2 separate regions of the Homo sapiens genome follow, and region 1 is linked to region 2. A link is a contact called in ENCODE Hi-C or POLR2A ChIA-PET data. All regions are on one chromosome and are shown on one strand. Each heading gives the region's core, a stretch centred on a gene start or an enhancer-like site at or near the end of the contact. The rest is flanking DNA. Distances are from core to core; before and after follow the strand shown. Region 1 overlaps PRKCE (protein kinase C epsilon). Region 2 overlaps ATP6V1E2 (ATPase H+ transporting V1 subunit E2).

The links. Hi-C counts contacts between places; a loop is a spot of excess contacts on that map. ChIA-PET counts read pairs that join two places held with the same protein, here RNA polymerase II (POLR2A). Pooled maps may share reads with other maps.
Region 1: a pooled map shows a loop between it and region 2 (2.1-fold over the local background). The contact joins two enhancer-like sites. A Hi-C loop is called at or near these places in 1 of 50 pooled maps. POLR2A ChIA-PET finds 5 or more read pairs at or near these places in 2 of 52 experiments (K562 and Panc1).

The regions. Positions count from the first base shown.
Region 1 is chr2:45,858,756-45,862,623 of GRCh38, forward strand. All of the region lies in intron 2 of PRKCE (protein kinase C epsilon), which reads left to right. Among named protein-coding and RNA genes, the nearest start is that of PRKCE-AS1, 190 kb to the left of the region's middle. Within about 2 kb of position 1,761, at least 22 of the 41 ENCODE cell types and tissues checked have a DNase peak (open chromatin) inside an H3K27ac peak, as active enhancers do.
Region 2 is chr2:46,533,936-46,537,924 of GRCh38, forward strand. It overlaps ATP6V1E2 (ATPase H+ transporting V1 subunit E2), which reads right to left. Exons shown (of 5, transcript NM_001318063.2): 3 at 2,676-2,768; 4 at 1,878-1,992. Among named protein-coding and RNA genes, the nearest start is that of RHOQ, 6.6 kb to the right of the region's middle. Within about 2 kb of position 1,621, at least 7 of the 41 ENCODE cell types and tissues checked have a DNase peak (open chromatin) inside an H3K27ac peak, as active enhancers do.

The DNA.
Region 1 (3,868 bases), core at 511-3,010, 680 kb before region 2:
TCAGGCCGGGTGCGGTGGCTCATACCTGTAATCCCAGCACTTTGGGAGGCCAAGGCGGGCGGATCACTTGAGGTCAGGAGTTTGAGACCAGCCTGGCCAACATGGTGAAACCCCACCTCTACTAAAAATACAAAAATTAGCCGGGCATGGTGGTGGGTGCCTGTAATCCCAGCTACTTGGGAGGCTGAGGCGGGAGAATCACTTGAACCCAGGAGGCAGAGGTTACAGTGAGCCAAGGTCAGGGCGTTGTATTCCAGCCTGGGCAACAGAGCAGGACTCCATCTCTAAATAAATAAATAAATAAATAAATAAATAAATAAATAAATAAATAAATAAAATAGTATCATCCTATGTTTCATTCAACATTCTACTTTTGAGATTCATCCATATTGATGTGTGTGTGGCTGCAGTTCGTTTTTTTATTGCTGTATATTATTCCATTATATTAATATATCAAAATTAATTTATCCATTCTTCTATTCCTAGACGTTGGGATTACTTTCAAGTTTTTTCTATTAAGGACAATAGTATATTATGGGGGTGTCCTTGTATCTATCTATAGTTTCTCTAGATTATTTACCCAGGCATGGTAAATGATGGTTCAACAGATACGTGCACATTCGGCTTTGCTAGGTAATAAGTTGTTTTCCAAAGTGATTTTACCAGTTGATGCCGCCACCAGACATGTTTGCAATATCCAATTGTTTTTTATCTTCATGAATATTTGGTATTATCAGACTTTTAAGTTTCTACCAGTATGGTGGGTGATATGCCATTATAGTTTTAATTTATATTTATCTGATTATTCGTGATGTTGAGAATCTTTTTATGTGTTTTTGACCTTTCCTCAAAAATGTCTGTTCACTCCCTTAGTGCATTTTTCTGTTGTTTTTGTCTATTTCTTAGTGCTTCAGAGGCAGTCATGTATTGCAATATCTTCCCCTCATTTGTAGATAATCTTTTCATTCTATGGTTATCTGATACATAGATATCCAAAGAATGAAACTTGGTGGATCTTGAACAAATCATGTCACATATCTGGGCTTCCAAATATGTTTCTGCTTGGGCCAATGAGTATACTGATGCATTCTCACCCTGCTAACTCAATAGGTGGCAGTGGCAAAATGAGCTGATGTGCATGAAAGCTCATTTTGAAAGTGAAGCACCACACACTTGTATAATGTAGAAAGTCTAGTTTTCTTTCTATCGTCCTACTGCCTCCATTTTTATACATAATATACTTCCTGGAAATCTTTTTTGTTACTGGAGCTGCTTTTATTTCATTGTACTTTTAGTGCCTTATTAAACTAGTATCAGTTTGTTTACTAATTATCCGTTTGCCCCTCTAGAATGTAAGCTCCCGAGGACAAGAATCTTATCTAAGTTGTTTATCATTGTATCCCCAGCAAGCTGGAATAGTGCCTGGCATACAGTACCTGCTCAGTAAGTATTTGTTTAATGAATGACTGAATCAGAGGTGTTAATAGTAGCCATGTTATCATTGCCACGTAATCACCCAAATGCTGTGTTTAGGGGTTGCTCCTTGTTCAGATAACTTGCAAACTTACATAGTGTACTGATCCATGTAACTCTGGCCTTCTCCTTTTCAGAGAGGATGGGTGGAGTCAGAGGAAGGGAATTGTGCCTTTGGGAGCTGAGGTTTTAGACTTGTAGCTGGGGCCCCCTGATGGGCTGGCACTCCTCTGAAGGCAGATTTCTAGGGTGAGAACAGAATTTCCCAGGCCATTTTCTTTGCCCTTCTGTATGGTTGCTGTCAAGTTTACTGCTTTTTCAAACCCTGTTAGCTTTTGCTTTGTTACTATAGGAACAAGAGCTGGTAGTCTGGGGGAAATATATGTGCATGTGAGTGCTGGGGAGGGGGTGTAGTGGCTGTGGTGGCTGTGGACTGAAGGGAGTGAGGACAGCAGAAGATGTTCACCGCTGAAGTCTCTCTGGGGGCCCTGCCCACTTTGGCCAGTGCTCTCTTCAGAGAGTTTTTGACTTTGCATGGTACACTCTTGGGGAACAGGCATCCCTTTGTAGATCTGCAGCACTCTCCTGGCACCCATCCAGTCCTTCAGTGGAACATCTGGAAAGCCTCGGCCCCTCCCCATGCCAAAGCCACTGAGCCCTGGAGACAGAGATCAATGACCTCTTCTTTGCTGCTCCTTAACCCGTGTCCCAGACAAGTGTTTTTCTGGGAACCAGTGAATAACGCAGATCTTTGATGCCAGCGCTTGTGTGCTGTTGCAGTAACACTTTCACTTTTGATGATAGGGTGGGGGCAGAGGAAGGGCCTCGGTAGGGAGAGCAACGAGAATTTGGCTTTTCAGGAAATCAGAACTCAAGTGGGGAGGCTTGCTTCCTACTCACTGGTTTTCTGGCTGGGAAAACAGCAGGCTGAGCCATTGCCTGATGTGAATGCTCCTTCGTGCTGGGGCTGGTATTAGGGGTAGGGGTGGGCTTGAGGCTAGAGACTAATTTGGTTCTAACCTCCACAGGCAATCCTTGTAACTCCTGGGAGATAATGCTGAAAAAGTGCATGGTGATTTTTCATGCATGTAGTTTATAACACACTGAGTTATGCTGAACACAGTGAAAAGAACTTACGATATATAATAGATTGGGGGTAAATATGCTATGTAATTACCTGCTCTGCAGTAATGTTTTACAACCCATGTATTAGGTTGCATATCTAACAGTTATCAAAAATATATACATTATATATACATACAATAGCAAAAAAATATAGAGTAGAAATGCCCTTAGCCCATTCTTCAATAAATACCTCTTCGCATGAGGCTTCAGGTCCCCAAGACTGGCTTATTTTCAGTGTTACTAAAATAAATTTTCTTTTATTCTCCCTTCTCTCTTGCACATTGTAGGTACTCACTAAATGCCATTTGAACTGTTGGCGAGAATGAAACTAGAGTTTTCCTTGACCCAGAAACTGCTGTAGGTTTACTTCACTGATGAACCTGCCTAGGTAGTGCACAAAGTGCCAGGTCAAAACAGCAGAATATTGAAGGCAAGGTAAATGTTTACAGCTGAAGGGCACTGGTAACTCCTATAATGGAGTAATTAACAACCATTATAAAGTTTTAGGTTTATTTTTATATATTAATGAAGAGAGGTTTTGAAAATAAATGGTTAAGTAAAAAAAGTAAGTTGGAATAGTAGCTATACTGTGATCCCATTTGTGTGAAAATGAGGAAAGAAACACAAAAACATACGCCAGCATAGTGTACACACACACAAATTTACCTCTGAAAAGTGGAGATGGGGACCAAGGGACTTATGCTCCCCACGTAGCCTTTTAACTCATTAACATTTTTGCTGTGAGTTTATATGTATGTAAAACAATAACTGCCCTGGAGAATGGTCTTAGGTACTACCCCGCCACCCTAGTGTAACCTTTCTTCTTGTATACACACACACACACACACACACACACACACACACACACACACACAGTATTTCAAATCTGTTACTCTGAATTCTTCATTGTGTTCCTTCCTGGTTTACCAGGACTACTTCCATTTCCCTCCAACAGTCTGCCTCCTCCTCATCCGTCCAGGTCTCACCACCTCCATGTCACCTCCTGGATCCCTCTCCAGTGGAACTTGGCCTTCTTTGAAGAGCCACAGAACTTCCTGGTCATACCACCTAGTGGTGCATTAGGCCGGAGATTGTTCCATCTTTTTTCTTGGTGTCAGCTCCTCTAACCAGACTGTCAGAAGTGAGCATGGTACTGTGTACAAGAATGCATCAGGCATTGCCTACCTGTGCAGTCAGAGGGGTAGGGGATTCTTTGGCTGGATCTTCTGGTTTTCTGTGTCCCTGGAGCTGGGCTCAGTCACTAACTTCT
Region 2 (3,989 bases), core at 371-2,870:
ATATCTGTCTTTGTTCCCTGTATAAAATGTGTCTTTTTTTCTCTTTCTGCTTTTAATTTTTTTCTACTTATTACTGGTTTTCAGTGATTTAATTACAAAGTGCCTCGCTTGATATGGTTTGCTTTGTTTTTCTCCTACTTTGGATTTGTTGAGCTTCTTGGCGCTATACGTTTACAATTTTCATGAAATTTGGGACTTGTTTTTGGCCTTCAAATCATCACCGTTAATCCTTTTCGAGGACTCCAGTTTTTAATATCATCTTAAGGTGACTGAGGCTCTGTGTTTCTGTGTTTCTTTTGTTTCCTTTCTCTCTGCTTTAATTGGGACAGTTTCTATTGCTATGTCTTCAGTGTCACAGATATTTCATTCCACAATGTCTAACCTACTGTTAAGTTCAGCCACTGAATTATTCATTACAGGTGTTGTATTTTTTAGCTCCAGAAGTTCCATTTGGTTATTTTCTATATCTTCCAGTTTTTTCTTCACTATGTTCATGTTTTCCTTTAAATCCTTGTTTTATTTTAATTTTTTAAGTCCTTGTCTGCTAACGTTATTATCTCTGTCATTTTGGGGTTTGTTTCTATTAAATGATTTTTCTCCTGATTTTGGGTTCTATTTGCCTACTTATTTGCATATCTAGTATTTTTAACATTCTGAATTTAATGTTGTTAAATGTCTGTATTTTGTTGTTTTAAAAATGGTAAAATTTGTTTTGGCTGGCAGTTACGGTAGTAGCGGATGAACTTCCTCTTTTTGAGGCTGCTTTCTAAACCTTGTTGGAGGAAGTCTAGAGTTACCTCACTTTTCGGCTTAGTTAGCCCTTCTCCTAATGCCTTACCCTTTTGGGATTTCTACTGAATTCCCTGGACAGTCAGCAAGGTTTCTTCACATTGGCGAGTTGAAACTCAAACATTGCCCAGTGAGCCCTGGGAACCAATCAGCTCACAGCTCCGCAGTAGTTCTTTGCATCGCACTGTGAAGTTTCACCTTATGCATGTGCAGCTTAGTATTCAGCAACAGATTCACAGGGATTCCAGGAGCCTGTTTTGCTGTTATATTCTCTCCTTTCTGATACTCTGCCTTGAAAAGTCTGCTCAACTATCTCCTCAACTCAGCAAGACCACTATGCTCTGCTTGGGTTCCCCCTCATTGTGCTGCAATTTAGACAGCATTTTTCAGCAGAAAGTTAGAGTGATAGGGTTTGCCCCATTTGTTCCCTACTTTCAGGAATCACGGTGCTGTGCTACATGCTGTTCAATGTCTGAAAAGAGAGGTTTCATATATTCTGTTCAATTTTAAAGTTGCTCACATTAGAAAGGTACAGCCAATACCAGTTATTTGGGTATGGTAGAGGTGGAAATCTCTACTCCCTCTACATGAAGCACATTAATAAAGTGATCTGCTTCTCCAGTCTCTTCTCAGGAGCCTGGGTTGCAAGCAACAGAAGCTGTTTGTGGCTGATTAAACAGAAAGAAATCTTAAAAGGATCACAGGCAGGTCACAGGATTTAGAAAGGCTAGAGAAGCTGCTCAAGATAGAAACAGTGTCCGACACATGACTCAGGAACTAATTTGATGAGAAAACCACTTTCAATACCATTGCTTTCACCAAACCCTAGACAACTCATGTGTACAGTTGTCACTTCTGAACCAGGAACTCAATTATACCACAACCAACACCACTGCCTGCCCTGATGTGCCACTTCCTGGGTCAGGAACTGAACTGTGTACCCACCACTAAAGCTGCAGCCTCCAGAGACAATGTGCCCTGTATTTAACTCTGGCTACACTAGCTTTTAAGTCTGACAAGGAAAGCAAGAGTCTGTAATTTCAGCTTCTATAAGGAAGGGATATTCTTTTCTTCCCACCAAGGCTCACCATGTAGAAGATTCTTCAAACCCAAAATGTGGTTCTGATGTCCAGTGGCCAAAACATCCACTATGGAAGAACAACTCTGTGTGAGTCTTGGGATGGTTTTCTGGCACTCTTGGTTCTGAAACATAAAATAAAATCATTAATTTCATTTTTGGAGGAGGGATCTGTGATCTAGCCTCCTTTGGAGCCTATGAGAGGAGACCACTCCTAAATCATATGAGTATTCCATACCAGCAACCTCTAAGGAAATGTCCTTTCCTATAGTTCAGCAATGGGTGGTGATGCCATCAGTCACAATGACTAGTCTCCTGACCTTAGGTTGCAGCAGAAAACAGTTAGAAATGAAAATGGCAAAACATTAAGAGCGCTTGAGCCGAAGTTCTCAGAGGCTGGGCCATTCTTCTGAGTTTCTGGTATGTAATCAACTAGAAAAAGAGATCTATGTACATTCTAACTGGGAATGAAAACCAGGCAAACCAATCCTACTGGATTTATTTATCAGCGTGATCATTAGGAACCAGTGACCTTTAAGAAATTGCTGTGGTGTTTAACTCATTGCAGTGTACCTACACTGGAGTGCAAAGAGAAGAGGGTGCCAATGGGAGGTTTTAGTGGCAGGGAGAAAAATAGGGATAGGGGTAGGTAGGGCATGTGGCAGGATGCTGCAGGGAAGGCCAACAGGCACCCTGGGGAGTGAAGAGGCTGCAGTGTGAGGATTCTGGGCATTGTGGTGGGAAGAAGCATAACATAACAGCAGGGCAGCACCAGTGTTAAAGAATGCCCATCATTTTATCTCCTTACCAGTGACTTCTAAGAAGATGGTTCACAGAGGGAGAAGAATACAGGCCAAAATTAGGGATTCAGTCAGTATGGACTCCTGTATTGACAATCCACCTGAAATTTGGAACAAATCACAGATTAGATTTGGAGCCATCTCATCTTCCTCTCCTCTTAACATTTGCCTCTCTCCTAAACTTCTTTTTTTTTTTTTTGAGACAGTGTCTTGCTCTGGCGCCCAGCCTGGAGTGCAGTGGCACCATCTCAGCTCATTGCAACCTCTGCCTCCCGTTTCAAGTGATTCTCCTGCCTCAGCCTCCCGAGTAGCTGGGATTACAGGCACCCGCCACCACGCCTGGCTAATTTTTGTATTTTTAGCGGAGATGGGGTTTCACCATGTTGGCCAGGCTGGTCTCAAACTCCTGACCTCAACTGATCCTCCCATCTCGGCCTCCCAAAGTGCTGGGATTACAGGTATAAGCCACTTTGCCTGGCCTCTCCTAAAATTCTTTATTTCCAGTGTAGCCAGGGGAAGGCCTAGGAACGTTGACCCTTAGGCAATAATGTAGATGTATATTGCTGGTTGCCTCCTCAGCATGCATTCCCCCAGACTTGTCACCCACTGTGCAGAAACCACAGAACCTGGGTAGGTGTGAAACCCCAGCCCCTGTGGGGGCAGGGCTGATATGCCCAATTAGGATAGTCCCAACTCCTTGCCATAGTGATGGTTTTAGGGATGGACAGTAGCCCAGGCCTAAGGCAACAGTCACCTGACAGTTTACTACCCACCATGACTGGTTCAGGGATGAACTAAGTTGAGCTAATCAGAAGAAGTTCAAGACTTTGTTCAATGAGTGGGTCAAGAGAAGCTCTCTTTCCTTCTGGAAAACATGGTATATGGATGGTGATGCCTGGACTTGGTGCAACCATTTTGCTTCCAGGAAAGAAGGTATGCTGAGTAGAAAGTTGACTCATAGAGAAGAAGAAAAACTGAGAGATGTGCAGAAAAAAAAAAAAAGAGTTCTGATCAATTCATGCCTGAAGCTTGGACTGCTTCTGGATTTTTCCATAACAGAAGTCCATACACTTCCCTCATTGCTGAAGCTGGTTCGAGTTGAATTTTCTATGACTTGCAACCTAAAGCATCCTAGCCACAACACCAAATGATCCCTTGGAGTCCATTTTTCCATTTCCTAAGCAGACATGAGGGAACACACAAAATGATGCAAATGAATGTGTTTTAGAACATACTGTCCTCTAGAGTTCTAATCTCAGCTTGATTTAGACAGTCAGTTGCGTGGTTAGGAAACAATCGGAGATGGAAAGGCTCAAAAAGCA